Linked DNA regions of Homo sapiens: regions 1 and 3 are each linked to region 2. Evidence: chromatin contacts called from ENCODE Hi-C or POLR2A ChIA-PET data. All regions are on one chromosome and are shown on one strand. Each heading gives the region's core, a stretch centred on a gene start or an enhancer-like site at or near the end of the contact. The rest is flanking DNA. Distances are from core to core; before and after follow the strand shown.

Region 1 (4,685 bases), core at 2-2,501, 170 kb before region 2:
TTGGGAGGCTGAGGTGGGAGGCTTGCTTTTAAGCCTGGGAGGCAGCCTGGGCAACAGAGTGAGACTGTGTCTCAAAAAAATTCTCAGACAAGCACAGGACCTCTGTATGACTGCACAGGTCACAGGTCGCACACTCACGAAGCCAGCCCAGTGCTCAATACTGTATTTTAGAATAAGCAGGAATCAGTTTAGGGCTGCCAGACTTGCAGAACAATCACTGTGAGGGCTGATGGCAGATCCCTGATCTGTGATTCAGAAAGAGTCATTCAGACAGGCATTGCCCAGAGTCTGGGTTCTCTCTCTCCTGAAGTTGTTGAGGCTGTGCAGAATGTATGTGTTTAGTGTTTCATCCAGTCTGTTAGGGTAATCAGTGTGATTTCTCTGGCATCTCCAGGACTGGAAGCAGACCAGATTTAATCAAAGCTGTTGAAGCTGCCCAGGGACTGGCTAAGCTGCCACCCTGTTAGTGAGGCCGCTGGGGAGAGGGAAACTGAAGCCTGCACCACGGGGAGCCGTATACTGGAGTCTGGAATCCATTTGCTCCACGCAGGAGGCCTGCATCTCAAGTCAGGAGGCACTGCCTGGAAATCTAGCATCATGTTGATACTCTTTGGTGAAGGAAATGTGGTCCTTGCCCCAAGTTATCTCACAGTCCCTTTGGGCAATCTCATGCATATTAAAAATACCGACAAACATAGACCCACGAAAGATCCTGATCTTTTAGGTCTGTCATGTGATAGAGACAGTAAGTGCTCTGTATAGACATCAGGAGATTTTCTTCCCTGAAGGACAAGCTCTTGTAGCATTTTCCTGCACTGAGATGCAGTCATGCTAGCCTGTCTTTCACTCACCAGGGATGGCAAGGAAGGACCAGCTGACAAGTAATAAAGCAAACCAGTTTGTAATTTTACAGGGCTCTGAATAAAGATGCATTTATCTCTGGCCAACACCAAGAGGCCTCGATGTCTCTCACAGGGAGGAACTTGATGGGCTGTGGCGTCTTTTGGGGGTGCTAGGGCAGAGTCAGGCTTGAATCTGAGAAAGGCAAGTCTGTGCATTAAAATCCAGCACGGGGGTGGGTCTGGGGCAAGGGACAAGAGAGAAGCGGGAATGGAAGGCAGGGATGAGGACTGGTAACAGACCCTCTGCCTCCTTCCTTCCTCTTCCCTCACACTGGCTCTTTCAGCCACTTCCCTCACTGAGATAGGAAGCGGTCCTGTGGTGACGCCAAGGGCACAGGCTTCTGCTGTCTGGGCTCCGGCACAGTCATTGGCTCTGAGTCATCCGGGAAGGAAAGGCATCTTTTACCGCCCCCTCTCCCACCGTGGCCTCAGGCTCCCACCATGCAGGAAATGCCTGGTCTCCCACGAATCAGAAGCTATAAACAGGACTGGTGGCAGTTCATACAGATTTGGCAAAGGACGAGAAGCTGTGGGTTATTGGTATCAGTGATTATAGAAGGGGAAAGAGTTGATATCTGAAGATAGGAAAAGGGGCTTCTGAGGATGGTGTTAGCATGTTCAGGCACAGCATTAATCTTTAAGAGTCACGAAGAGCCATCAGCACAGTCATCTCCCTAATAAGCCTTGAGAGTGTTGTCAAAGACACTTCTGGATATAAGTAAGAAACCATTGAGACTGAGTTGTATGGTTAAACAGCACAGTTTTTAGGGAGAGGCAAAGGCAACTCTGTGTTCAGCTCTTAGTTCTGACACTTATGAACTCAGATTTAAATTCCCTGAGCCTCAGTTTCCCTGTCTGTAAAATCAGGATAAAAATTTCTTGCTCAAGGCCAACAAAAACAAGCAATGGGGTAAAGGACTCCTTATTCATAAATGGTGCTGGGATAGCTGGCTAGCCATATGCAGAAGAATGAAACTGAACCCTTACCTTTCACCATATACAAAAATTAACTCAAGATGGATTAAATCGAAATCTAAGACCTCAAACTGTAAAAATCCTAGAAGAAAACACAGGAAAAACCCCTCTTGACACTAGCCTTGGCAAAGGATTTTTGGCTAAGTCCCCAAAAGCAATTGCAACAAAAACAAAAAATTGACAAGTGGGAACTAATTAAACTAAAGAGCTTCTGCACGGCAAAAGAATCAACAGAGTAAACAGCAACCTACCGAATGGGAGAAAATATTTGCAAACTGTGCATCCAACAAAGGTCTAATATCCAGAATCTATAAGGAACTTAAATCAAGAGGCAAAAAAACAATAACTCCATTAAAAAATGGGCAAAGGGCATGAACAGACACCTCTTAAAAGAAGACATACAAGCAGCCAACAAACAAGAAAAAATGCTTATTATCACTAATCATCAGAGAAATGCAAATCAAAGCCACGACGAGATACTGTCTCACACCAGTCAGAATGCTATTATCAAAAGTCAAAAAATAACAGATGCTGGTGAGGCTATGGAGAAAAGGGAATGCTTATACACCGGTGGGGGAAATGTAACTTAGTTCAGTCATTGTAGAAAGCAGTTTGGAGATTTCTCAACTTAAAACAGAGCTACCATTCAGCCCATAAATCTCATTACTGGGTGTATATCCAAAGGAAACTAGATCATTATACCAAAAAGACATATACACTTGTATGTTTACTGCCACGCTATTCACAGTATCAAAGACATGGAATCAACCTAGGTGCACATCAACAGTGGATTTGATTTTGTTTTAATGTGGTACATATACACCATGGAATACTTTGCAGCCATAAAAAGGAATGAAATCATGTCCTTTATAGCAACATGGGTAACCATGTTGGAAGAGCTGGAAACCATAATTCTAAGTGAATGAATGCAGGAACAGAAAACCAAATGCTGCATGTTCTCACTTATAAGTAGGAGCTATACATCGAGCACTCATGAACATAAACATGGGAACAATAAACACTGTGGACTACTAGAGGGAGGAGCGGGAGGGGGTTAATGAGTCAGAAACTACCTCTTGGGTACTGTGCTCACTACCTGGATGCAAGATACCCATGTAACAAACCTGCACACGTAAACCCTATGTCTAAAGTAAAAGTTGGAAAAGAAAAAATATTTCCTAAATTGTTCTAGAATTAAGCAAGGTAATATTTATAAGACATCCAGCAGAGGGTCTGGCACCCTGGCATATAATAGATGCCTAATGAACATTAGTTTCCTTATTTTTCTTACGAGAGTAAAATATTAAGATGTACATATTCTGTTAGGTCATAGAAAGTTTGAATGGTGGGAAAAGTCAGCTGTTAAAATGCTGTGGGATCTCTTTTTGAGCCTTTTCACCTGTGATCAAAGTTGTCCATCACCCTGGCATTTTTGAGAGCTGTAATTTAAGGAAGAAGGTATCATAGGTTACCTCTGTGGAAATTCTAGAATTTGAATATTATGCCCCTGCTCACTTGTAGACTGGGCTGTCACTATAAAGTTAGGCTGACTTGACTGTATCTGATAATTAGGGGCTGGGAGAGCATGGAAAATTGAAGCCATAGATAATCCCAGTGTCTTGTTTTAGCCAATAATAATTCTTCTCCCACCAAGTCTTTATCAGAACTGCTAACAAGGAGAAAAGTCGACTGGTTTGAGTTTCCTCACCTTTTATTCTCCCCTGGGTATCTTCAGTAGAGGTGCTAATGAACAGTGAAATGGCCAAAAGGTGAGCAGCTCCAGGGAGGAGAAGAAGGAGGCTCAGATAATCCACAAACTGTAATCGCTTTGAATAATTGAGTTAACTCCAGTAAAATGTAGAGATACATTCACCTGCTAGGCATTGTTGGAAGCTAAATTAACACACTGGAAGCAAAGCTTTCTTTTAAGTTTCATTTTTAATCTAATGGTGGACATTTTGGGGCACTGCAGCCTATTAAATCTGCTAACTGATGTTCAGACGTTATGAAGGAGTTAAACTATTCTAAGAATATTCAAGGCCTGTTGTTCTCTCCTAGGCTTTCTACGTCAAAGAGTAAAGTCAGAAAAGCCAAACTGATTTCTCCTAAAATGAAGAGAATTGAAGTTACTCTCCCAAACCCCAGTTGTAGGCCAGGCCCTAAACTGAGAGAAATGGACAACCCAAATATTTTGACCTTTGCCCATTGCCAGGTGAGGCCAGATCCGGGGAGGAAGTGATGTTTTCTTATCTGCCTTAACTTAGCCACTACGTGGAGAAGCACTGTAATGTAATTAATGCAGAGGTGCTCAAATTCTGGTGTTCCTCAGAATCACCTCAGGGGCTTTTAGAAACAGTTGCTGGGCCGTTCTCTCAGAGTTTCTGATTTGGTAGGACTGGGGTGGGACAAAGAATTTGCAAATCTGAGAAGTTCCCGGTTCCAGGGACCGCACTTTAATAACCACAGGTGAAACCAATGAGAAGCTGAGCTCCGAAGTCAGACTACCTGGGCTTGAATCTCAGATCTCTCACTTGGTAGTTGTGTGACTGGGTAGTTGATAGTTTACAGAATCTCTTTGTACCCTCGTTTTCTCATTTGTAAAATGGGAATCCTAATATCTCATAGGATTGTGAGTATTAAATGAATTAATATGTGATAAGCCCTTAGAACATTCCCTGCTCTATGGCAAGTGTGCATTGTAGGTTAGTATGACACGGTTATAGGCTCTCTGTAACAATGAATATAGTGACTGATATTTTTTGAGCACTTACTATAGGCCAGAGATTGACTCAGTACTTTGCAAGGATT
Region 2 (4,628 bases), core at 1,602-4,101:
TAAACCTTTCAGTTAATGCTTATTGACAGCCTGGTGTGGAATATCAGAAGCTTAATATGGGAAAGTCGTCAAAAGAAGAAAGGGGTGGTTTGGGGGGCCAAGCATAGGACATCTGTGGAGTTGGCTTAGAGGGGCTCTTTATTGACTTCGGATGTGGAGGGAGAAATTTTAGTTAGGGGATAAAAGAGGAGAAAAACTGCAGATGCTACAGATCATACTGCTGGAGAAGTTTGCCAGTAATGAGCAGGAAAAGCAGTAGTAGCCAGAAGATTGATAGGCTTCCAATAAAAGATTTTCAGTAAGAGAAAGGAATAGTGCTATTAGTGAGGGAGAGATTAGTCCATTTTGAGGAAATGAATGTTAGAAGCCAGACTTGCCACAAAATGAAGGTTTCTTGGTATAAGACCTAGTATGTAATCAAGTGAGGTGTTGAATTGTAGATACTCTTTACAAGATGTTTGAGTGTTGAAGAAGATGGAGGTTTAAGTGTTGAAATCATGGACTAGTGCCATTAAGCAGCTCTTTGATGAGGAGACAGAACACAAAGAATGAGTAGGACTCAACTCGTGAGAAGAGTCAGGAGGGCTCCAGATAAGGGAAAAGCTAAAGATACATGGGAGAGCATGCGCCATGATTTATACAAGAGCCAAGACCGCTAGACTGCATTGGGTTCATACTGATGAACAGTGGAAAATAAGAGCTTCCTAGGTAAAGATGGCAGAAAGACCCGATGAGCAGAGCAAAGGATGCACCTTTGACTTGATGAGTGGTCATTTTAGGCTTTTGCATGTGGAGGAATGAGAGAAAATGTAAGCTCTAAGATAGTGGCGCAGGGCAGAGTATATGGGGAGAGAAAGGTGTGCAGGCACAGAAGGGGACTGGAACGGGTGCTCCTACAGTGTAGGTGGAACATCTGCAACCAGGCTGCCTTCCTGAGCCATGTAAATTATGGTCAAAACATGTCACTGATGTCACTTCCAGTTTAACCCATTGAACAGGAAGATGAGGCTTGCTGTACACCCCAGTTGCAAAGGTAGACAGACTAAAGAGGGTTCATTGCTGGCATTTTGGGTGAATCAGTGATAACATTGTAAAAGATTTTTTTTTTTTTTTTTTTGCCCTTCCAATTTTCCAGAAGCTCCACTAAGTTGTCCTATTGTCAGCATTTTTCACTTAACATTTAACTATATCCTTTGAAATTTAAGTAAGTTTTGAATACCATTTCCTGGGCTCACAGTCTGGAATGGAAGTGGATATACAGCTCTCATGAGTCTGTAAAATCTAATTCTGTAAAAGAAAGAACATATATACATGGTCTGGACCAAGGCTTTCTCGTGTGGTCATGCATTAATGCACCACGTGATCCCAAAGGGTGCTCACTACGTCACAGACAGCCTAGACTTTTTTTTTTTTTTCCAATAATTAGGATTTCACTTTGTCACCCAAGTTAGAGTGCAGTAGCATGATCATAGCTGACTGCAGCCTTAACCTCCTGAGCTTAAGGGATTCTCCCACCTCAGCCTCCCAAGTAGCTAGGACTACAGGTGCACACCACCGTACCCAGATTTTTTTTTTTTTGGTAGAGGTGGGGTCTCGCTATGTTGCCCAAGCTGGTCTCAAACTCCTAGGTTCAAGTTATCTTCCCAACTTGGCCTCCCAAAGCACTAGGATTATATGCATGAGCTACCATGCCTGGCCCTAGTCTTTTTAAATAAGCATTTTACCACTTTTTAGACAGTCAGAGAAAGGAGTACCTTTTCCTAATTTGCACTAAGTTAACATTAATCTCGGGGTTCAGTAGCTCTCCAGCTGTATAAGATGATGGAGTCTTTCTTTATATACAGGCTAGAGTTCAGAGTGAAGACAGCTTTAGGAAAATGGAATCTCTTACCTCCTCCACTTCTTCTTCCAAAGGTTTATGAAAACCCCAGATGAAATCATGAGTGGCCGAACAGACCGTCTGGAGCACCTAGAGTCCCAGGAGCTGGATGAACAAATATACCAAGAAGATGAATGCTGAAGGAACCAACAGTCCACCTCAGCGGGCCAGCAGCCCAGGGAACCCCTGCCCACCAGGATTGCTGGAAGTGTGACGGAGCAGGCGGGCTGAGGAGAGTGGAAAAGGAAGCGACCCAGAAATGGCAGGGACACTTCTCTTGCAGACCAAGAGGGACCCTGGAGCACCTTAGACAAACTACCCAGCACAGGCGGGGCTGGAATTCTGGCGGAGGGCATGAGCCTGGGACTCCATGTCACGTTTCCTTCTGATTTGGAATCTCTCCATCTGTAATTCCTCACCCTCACCCTTCCACCGTTGTTAGTATCATGGTGTTTTTGTTTTTGTTTTTGTTTTAAGAACCTGCAGTTTGACTCTTCATCGTTCATCTAGGGGAAGACATCTGATGTTGTTTTCCTATGGAAATATATATCTATTATATATATATTTTTTGCAAATCTCACAAAGTGCGGCAAGCCCAGCTGGTCAGGAAAGAGAATACTTGCAGAGGGGTTCAGGTTCCTCTTTTTCCTGCCACGTGGATCAGGTCTGTTCCTGTTACTGTTGGGTCTTGGCTGAAAAAAAAAAATGCTTTTAAAAAAGATAAAATGAAAAGGAGAGCTCTCTTTTTCTCTCTCTTGCTCTGTTCTTCCCTTGGTCCCCTCTGTCCTCCCGCCCTGCCTGCAGTTGAGATTCAGATGCCTTCTGACAGAGTTCAGCCTCTTGGAGAGTCTTGGGGATTGTTGGCACCTAAACAGAATCAGTGACCCGGGTGCTTTGTGGCCAGCAGCACAGAATCAAACCCGCATCCCAGCATTGGGCCACCCATCTGAGGGAGGCCAAAATCATCACAGATGCTGCTGTGCTGCAGACAGATACATGCTAGTCCAGAGAGCCGCCCCTGAGATGGCTGTGAGAACCATGTGTCTAAGGCGTAAGATAAGGATGGAAGGCTGTCCAAGTTATTTGGAAGGCCTCGGCAGCTTGGGATTAGCTTGGGAGCGCAGCGCTGCAAAGTGGAAAATATGAAAAGACCACACAGGCCCAGCAGTCCAGAAACTGGGCAAAAATATTCTGCAGTGGGGATTTATTTTTCCAAAGCAGGTAACAGAGGCTAGTGAGAAAGAAAAGCTCCTCTCTGCTCCATTCCAAAGGCCATCTTGTGGTCAGTTTCATGCCCTCACCTGATTTTTTTTTTTTTTTTTTTTTTTCAATTCCTAACCTTTTTTAAAGTTTCCTGGTCTCCACTGGACACAGAGCTTTGGAGACGGAGGATCCCAGAGGGCAGTCTCAGTTGCAATCAGTGTGTGCCCAGCCTGGGCAGACAGGAAATTCCTCGGATACATTATTTTTTCTTTCTTTCATAGCTGTGTCTCAGAAAGGACCCATTTGTGGCTCTTTTTCACCTCAAAATAAGATCGATGGTATCTTGTAAAATGAGGGTAGTGCCACTTCTTAGTATTTTTGAAAGCTGTTTTAGATTTTTTTTTTTTTTCCTTTTCTAGCCATCTAAATTGACTCTTCCAATATAGGTCTCAGAAATCCAATATTTGGAGTACAATTTCTTTTAATCCAGATTACACCTGCCTTACAAAGCACCCCCTCCTTGTTCCCCTCTGTTTCCTCTACTCAGTTGGGGGAGAAACTCACAGCTCCTCCGGGATACATATGTGCCCTCAGCAGCAGCTCCCAGGTGAAGTTACCAGACCCCTGGGCTTCTCCCCAGCTTTTTCTGAGTTGAGTCAGACATGTAGAGTTTGGGTCACACAGGCAAGAGGAATTTTCCCTCGGCCTTACTGACAAGGACACCAACCTAGGGTGCAAACAGATGGACTATGGTTCAAGGACACTGGAATTGAGGAGCTGATCAAGGCTCTCTTCAGCCTTGCTCTGTCCCTGCCTCTTATCAGAGCACAGGTAGACACACGGGCATAGCCAGCCCACTCCTACTGTCACAGGCGCCCCACCATTCAACCTTCCGGGAGGTCAGGGACCTTCTATATGAGGCGAGTGGGTCTCAGTCTGCTTGAATGGTGATGAGATTCTGCTGGATCTCAGCACGCTGCAGGTGTCTTTTGAGAGCATTCAGTAGGACATGGTGATCCCTATTTCAGCCTCTAAGATGACTGGTATTCTATCTGAAATGCAGAGATTAAGCCAAATACCTGATGTATTGTGAAAGCCACTGATTTTAAGAATGGAGAGAAAGGGATTTTTTACTGCATCCCTCTGTATGAATATGAAATCAGAGACCAGGGCATGATGTTGCTAGGATTAGAGCCTCTCAGTCTGGCCTCTTCACCCAAGTGCAAGAACTCAGTCTCTTACTGTTCAAAGAATCTTAACAGTTGAATTATGGAGGGAAATTCCCTTTTGCCCCAAGCATTTCTATATTTAAAGCAATATCCCAGGAGAATATGTTAGACTTAGGATGATACCTTCAGCCACTTGAAGAAGAAATAGAAGGCGCTCATTCCAATATAGTCTTTATTTCCCATTCAGATACAGGTTGAGCATCCCTAATCTGAACAGTTAAAACCCCCAAATGCCCCAAAATCCAAACCTTCCTGAACGCTATGACACCATGAGTGGAAAATTCCACACCTAACAAACACATTTGCTTTCTTATGGT
Region 3 (4,916 bases), core at 1,582-4,081, 140 kb after region 2:
CTGGGCAAAAGAGTGAGACCCTGTCTCCAATAAAAAAAAAAACAAAACAAAAAAGAGAACCTGTGCATTTTAACATTATCTCCAACTATGGAATTCATTCAATCACCAACTTTTATTAACCATCAAGCAGGGAGGGAAGATATGAACAGAAATACAGTCAGGGCTTTACGACAGGGATACATCTGGGAAATGCATCATTAGGCAGTTTTGTTGTGTGAACATGATAGAGTGCACTCACAGAATCCTAGATGGTACAGCCTACAGCCTACAACACAAACAGGCTACGGTGTATAGCCCATTGCTCCTTGGCTACAAACCTGTACAGCAAGTAACTGTACTGAATATCATAGCCACTTGTAACACAATGGTATTTGGGTATCTAAACAAACCTCACGTGAAAAAGGTACAGTATAAAAGATTAAAAATGGGCTGGGCGTGGTGGCTCATGCCTGTAATCCCAGCACTTTGGGAGGCCAAGGTGGGCGGATCACGAGGTCAGGAGATCGAGACCATCCTGGCTAACACAGTGAAACCCCGTCTCTACTGAAAATACAAAAAATTAGCCGGGCATGGTGGCAGGCGCCTGTAGTCCCAGCTACTCAAGAGGCTAAGGCAGGAGAATGGCATGAACCCGGGAGGCGGAGCTTGCAGTGAGCCAAGACTGGGCCACTGTACTCCAGCCTGGGCGACAGAGCGAGACTCCATCTCAAAAAAAAAAAAAAAAAAAAGATTAAAAATGGTACACCTGTATAGGGCACTTACCAAAATGGCTGTTGCAGAACTCGAAGTTACTCTCGGTGAGTCAGTGAGTGAGTGGTGAGTGAATGTGAAGGACTGGGATATTATTGTCCACTACTGTAGACTTTATAAACACAGTACACTTAGGCTACACTGTTTATTTTTAAAATAAAGTAATTGAGCTACAACATGACAATGGCTACAGCGTCACTAGGTGATAGGAATTTTTCAGCCCCATTATAATCTTATGGGACCACCTTCATACATACAGTCGGTTTTTGACTGAAACATCATTACATTCAGCACGTGAATGTAATTGCGATGAAGTGAAAGATAAAGGTTATAGTTCTAGTGTATCCACAGTGCTTTAGGAGATGAACTGTTAGGGAAAGCCAGAAAAATCTCCACCACGGAAAAAATATTTGGCCTGCGTCTTGAAGGATAAATAGGAAGTCAGTACTCAGACAGGTGCCAGTGTTTTTCAGCCTGAGGCAGGGAGGTATGAGAGACAGCTGGAAGGGTTTGAGAATGGGTGGTGAGAACTTACACTTACTGGGGACTGGATATAAGAATGCAGTAAGACGTGGACCTAGCACCGTGATTTTTCGACCTGGGCTACACATCAGAAACACCTAGCGAGCTTTTAAATCTTCCAGGGCCCAAACCACATTGTGAACCAATTAAATCAGGACGTCTGGGGCTAGAAGCCAGTCATCAGTATCTTTTTTTAAGCTCCCAAAGTGATTCCAATGTGCTGCCAAGTCTCAGAACCACTAGTCTAGAAAGGAGGGATAAGGATTTTCAGCAGCCCCCACAGAACCGGCCCTCCTGGTGACCCTGCAATCCTGGCACACACACCCCACCCCGCCTGGGAGAAAGACCGGCCACACCACAGTCATCGGCTGTTTCCTGCTGCTCCTTTCCTCCCACCAGCATTTTACTCTGAAATAGTGGTTCTCAAAGTGTGGTCTCCAGACTGTAGCATCAGCCTCAGGGGGAAATTCTTAAAAATGCAAATTTCCCAGCCGCACCCTGGACGCATTCACCCAAAAACTCTGGGAGTGGAGCCCAGCAACTGAGCCATGCTAAGGTTGGTGAGCCGCTGCTCTGGAACATTGATCCCTCCCAAACTGCAGCAAAGCAAGCACCTGGGTGTAGCTCTGGCTGTGTAGGTGCTACTACAATCTGCTGGAGTCACTGCTTGTCGGCAGAGATGCCGTGGGAGCTGGCCTGGGTGCCTCCACGTTGGCCGTCACCACCAGGCAGTGGCCTTTGGCCTGGAATCGAAGGTACCAGAGGGCTGATAGCTCAGTTTTTTTATGGCACCAAGAAAAGACTTTCAGATTGGAGGTATGGGATTTTCTTTATTTTTTAATCCTCTTTTAATATAAAGTGGCCCCTTAGCAAACTTTCAAGATATTTCACATCAGAACTGGCCGGGAAATCCGGCATGTGGACAGACACGGATATGCCGTGTGCATTTTTCCGTTGGAGGAAGAGGGTAGGCTTGGGTGCTGGAGGGTGTTGCCTGGGGGCGGAGCGAGAAGGAAGAAAGGGCGCTGCTGGTTCACACCTCACCCATGCCCTCCTCTCAGGCCCCAATCAGGATGGAATTAAAAGACCCTGGGAGGAAAATAAGGAAAGCAACAAAGGAAATGAGTTCCCCATACAGAAAGGGAAATTGCCTTTCCCGTTAAGGTCAGACTGGTCCGAAGTAAAGGACTGGTGCGCCTTAGCAACCGCCTCTGCTGAAGCCCTAACGCTGGAGCTCTTTCGCCCTCGCAGAATAACCGGGACTTTCTTGCAGCCGGAACCAGCCACGTCCTGATTCCACACTCCCTTGAGGAGCCAGCCAGCTCCACATTTACTCAAAGAATCCGAAGGGCACCAAGTGGATGCTCTGCCACACGATTGAAGAGGGCAAGCTGTCTGGGGGGTTTTCCACCTCTTTTCAACTCAACTATTCTGAGCTGAAGTACTGGACCCGTTTTGTTTTTCCTGTTTTTTCCTGCTTCGGTAAATCTGGAAAAATCCTGCAGGTCTGAAAAACTGTTGGACTTGACAGCGTGTGTGTAGCGCCACCTGGTGACCACAGCTTATCAAAACAGCTTCCTTCTGGGGCTCTTGTGGATGTACATCAAAGGCTCCAGCTTCCAGACAGGTACACATCCTGTTCTCACGCCCGGCCCACTTTCCCGTGGGAATGTCAGCCACTCTGATTTGCCTTGGCTGAAAACCTCCTGTCTTTGCATGGAAAAAAACACAAATAATATGAACAAGCAACAGAGTTTTCTTTCTCTCTTAAGTAACCAAGCATTTAAAATCTTCTAAAGCACACATTTCCCTAATTGAGAAAGGAAGCAGAAGAAAAATTTCTGGCTGAAATTATAAATCATAATAAATGGTCGGAAATACCTTCTCCCTTAGATTCCTGGGGTCCTAGTGTAGAGGAGACTTCAGTTGCCCTTGACACTACAACATCCTGACTAAAAGCCTGTTTCCAAGGTGATATTTGATAGACATGAAGGACCCAGGTGGAAAAGAAGGTAGTCTGGACGGCACGGCAAGGAGTGGAACACGCAGGCTATGAGGTGTCAGCAGAAATCAGTTCTGGTCCTGGCACTGCTACCAACTTGCTGTGTGACCTTGGGAAGTTACTTAAGCTTTGTGGATCTCAATGCCCCAGACTCGTTAACTTCTTTACTATTTTTTCCCATAAATTCAGTGTTTCTGAAAGATGTTGCCCACCAGAATGCATCTCTAAAATAGGAGCTTAATAAGCTTTCTGTCTTGAGGGATCAGACGTATAAATGTCAGGCAGGCCTTCTGATGATCATGATGCAACCAGAGTTACCACAGTGAGTCCATATCACAGACAAAGGCGAAGACACTTGATCCCTTCTTAACCTGGTCTCCCACCCATGAATGATTTTTGTTAGGATTTCAGCATGTTGAAACTAACCCACAGACCCTAGTTACAACTTTCTCAGGGCCTGAGAGCTGGGGAATCCCAGTTTGGGAACCAAAAAACTAGAAAATCTTGAGGGCAACTCTGGCTGTCATGAACTAAAACAGAGCAAAGATGGAAGCCTGTGGTATGTGCGTGCAGGTAGAATCTCGATTTGAGAAATGGCGTTACAAGGAATTAACACTTCAGAAATGCCAGCTCTGTGCCAGGATTTTTTTATTTTATTATGTATATTTGTCATGGACAACATGTTTTGGAATATGTATACATTGTGGAATGGTTAAATAAAGCTAATTACATATGCATGTGCTCACAAAGTTATCATTTTAGGGGTGACTTAAAATCTCTCAGTGATTTTCAAAAATATATGTTATTAATCATAGTTGCAATGTTGTACAATAGATCTCTTGAACATATATTCCTCTTGTCTAACTGAAATTTTATGTTCTTTGACCATCTCCCCAACTGCCCCCCAACAAGCCTGAAAGCCCTGGTAACCCCTATTCTACTCTCTACTTCTTTGAGTTCAACTTTTTAAGAGTCCACATATGAGATCATGCAGTATTTGTCTTTCTGTGCCTGACTTATTTCACTTAGCACAATGTCCTTTGGGTTCATCTATGTCACAAGCAACAGGATGTCCTCCTTTTTAAAAGACTGAATAGTATTCCATGGTGTGTTTTCTTTATCCAACCCCATTTTCTTTATCCATCCATCCGTTGATGAACACTTAAACACTTAGTTGGTTTCAAATCTTGGCTATTGTGAATAGTGCTGCAATGAACATGGCAGTACAGATACCTCTTCAACATACCAATTTTATTTCCTTTGGATATATATACCCAGGAGTGGGATTGCTAGATCATATGGTAGTACTATTTTTAATTTTTTAAGGAACCTCCATACTGTTTTCTGCAATGGCTGTGTTAATTTACATTCCCACCAGCAGTGCACAAGGCTTCCCTGCTCTCCACAACCTCGCTAGCATTTGTTATCTTTCATCTTTTTGATAACAGCATTCCAACAGGTATGAGGTGATATCTCATTGTGGTTTTAACATGTATTTCTCTGATAATTAGTGCAGAAGTTTTAGATACAGAATCACAGTTAGTCCTGACAATAATCTCTAAAATACCCATGCAGATGGGGAAAGAGCTGCAGAGAAGTTAAAGAAATTGTCTGCACCTTACAGCTGAGACCAGAACCAGGT

Evidence for each region. Hi-C counts contacts between places; a loop is a spot of excess contacts on that map. ChIA-PET counts read pairs that join two places held with the same protein, here RNA polymerase II (POLR2A). Pooled maps may share reads with other maps.
Region 1: a loop to region 2 is called in a map of heart right ventricle, with 3 times the contacts of the local background. The contact joins two enhancer-like sites. A Hi-C loop is called at or near these places in 7 of 168 maps with a recorded cell type or tissue (Caco-2, K562, OCI-LY7 and 4 more), 10 of 37 single-sample maps with no recorded cell type and 10 of 50 pooled maps. POLR2A ChIA-PET finds 5 or more read pairs at or near these places in 3 of 52 experiments (CD8-positive, alpha-beta T cell, OCI-LY7 and activated CD8-positive, alpha-beta T cell).
Region 3: a loop to region 2 is called in a map of CD14-positive monocyte, with 2.9 times the contacts of the local background. The contact joins two enhancer-like sites. A Hi-C loop is called at or near these places in 19 of 168 maps with a recorded cell type or tissue (B cell, CD14-positive monocyte, Caco-2 and 15 more), 25 of 37 single-sample maps with no recorded cell type and 24 of 50 pooled maps. POLR2A ChIA-PET finds 5 or more read pairs at or near these places in 5 of 52 experiments (CD4-positive, alpha-beta memory T cell, H1, PC-3 and 1 more).

What each region holds. Positions count from the first base shown.
Region 1 is chr12:11,718,665-11,723,349 of GRCh38, forward strand. The region is part of intron 1 of ETV6 (ETS variant transcription factor 6); the gene reads left to right. It overlaps LOC124902879 (a long non-coding RNA gene), which reads left to right. Exons shown (of 2, transcript XR_007063212.1): 2 at 395-3,769. Among named protein-coding and RNA genes, the nearest start is that of ETV6, 71 kb to the left of the region's middle. RefSeq lists enhancers at 1,396-1,455, 1,546-1,695. Within about 2 kb of position 1,252, at least 16 of the 41 ENCODE cell types and tissues checked have a DNase peak (open chromatin) inside an H3K27ac peak, as active enhancers do; they include heart right ventricle, where a contact is called at or near this core.
Region 2 is chr12:11,889,027-11,893,654 of GRCh38, forward strand. It overlaps ETV6 (ETS variant transcription factor 6), which reads left to right. Exons shown (of 8, transcript NM_001987.5): 8 at 1,915-4,628. The coding sequence ends at 2,020. Among named protein-coding and RNA genes, the nearest start is that of BCL2L14, 180 kb to the right of the region's middle. Within about 2 kb of position 2,852, at least 7 of the 41 ENCODE cell types and tissues checked have a DNase peak (open chromatin) inside an H3K27ac peak, as active enhancers do; they include CD14-positive monocyte, OCI-LY7 and heart right ventricle, where a contact is called at or near this core.
Region 3 is chr12:12,030,705-12,035,620 of GRCh38, forward strand. No RefSeq gene overlaps it. Among named protein-coding and RNA genes, the nearest start is that of BCL2L14, 38 kb to the right of the region's middle. RefSeq lists enhancers at 1,600-1,649, 2,100-2,199 and a silencer at 2,651-2,945. Within about 2 kb of position 2,832, at least 28 of the 41 ENCODE cell types and tissues checked have a DNase peak (open chromatin) inside an H3K27ac peak, as active enhancers do; they include CD14-positive monocyte, OCI-LY7 and heart right ventricle, where a contact is called at or near this core.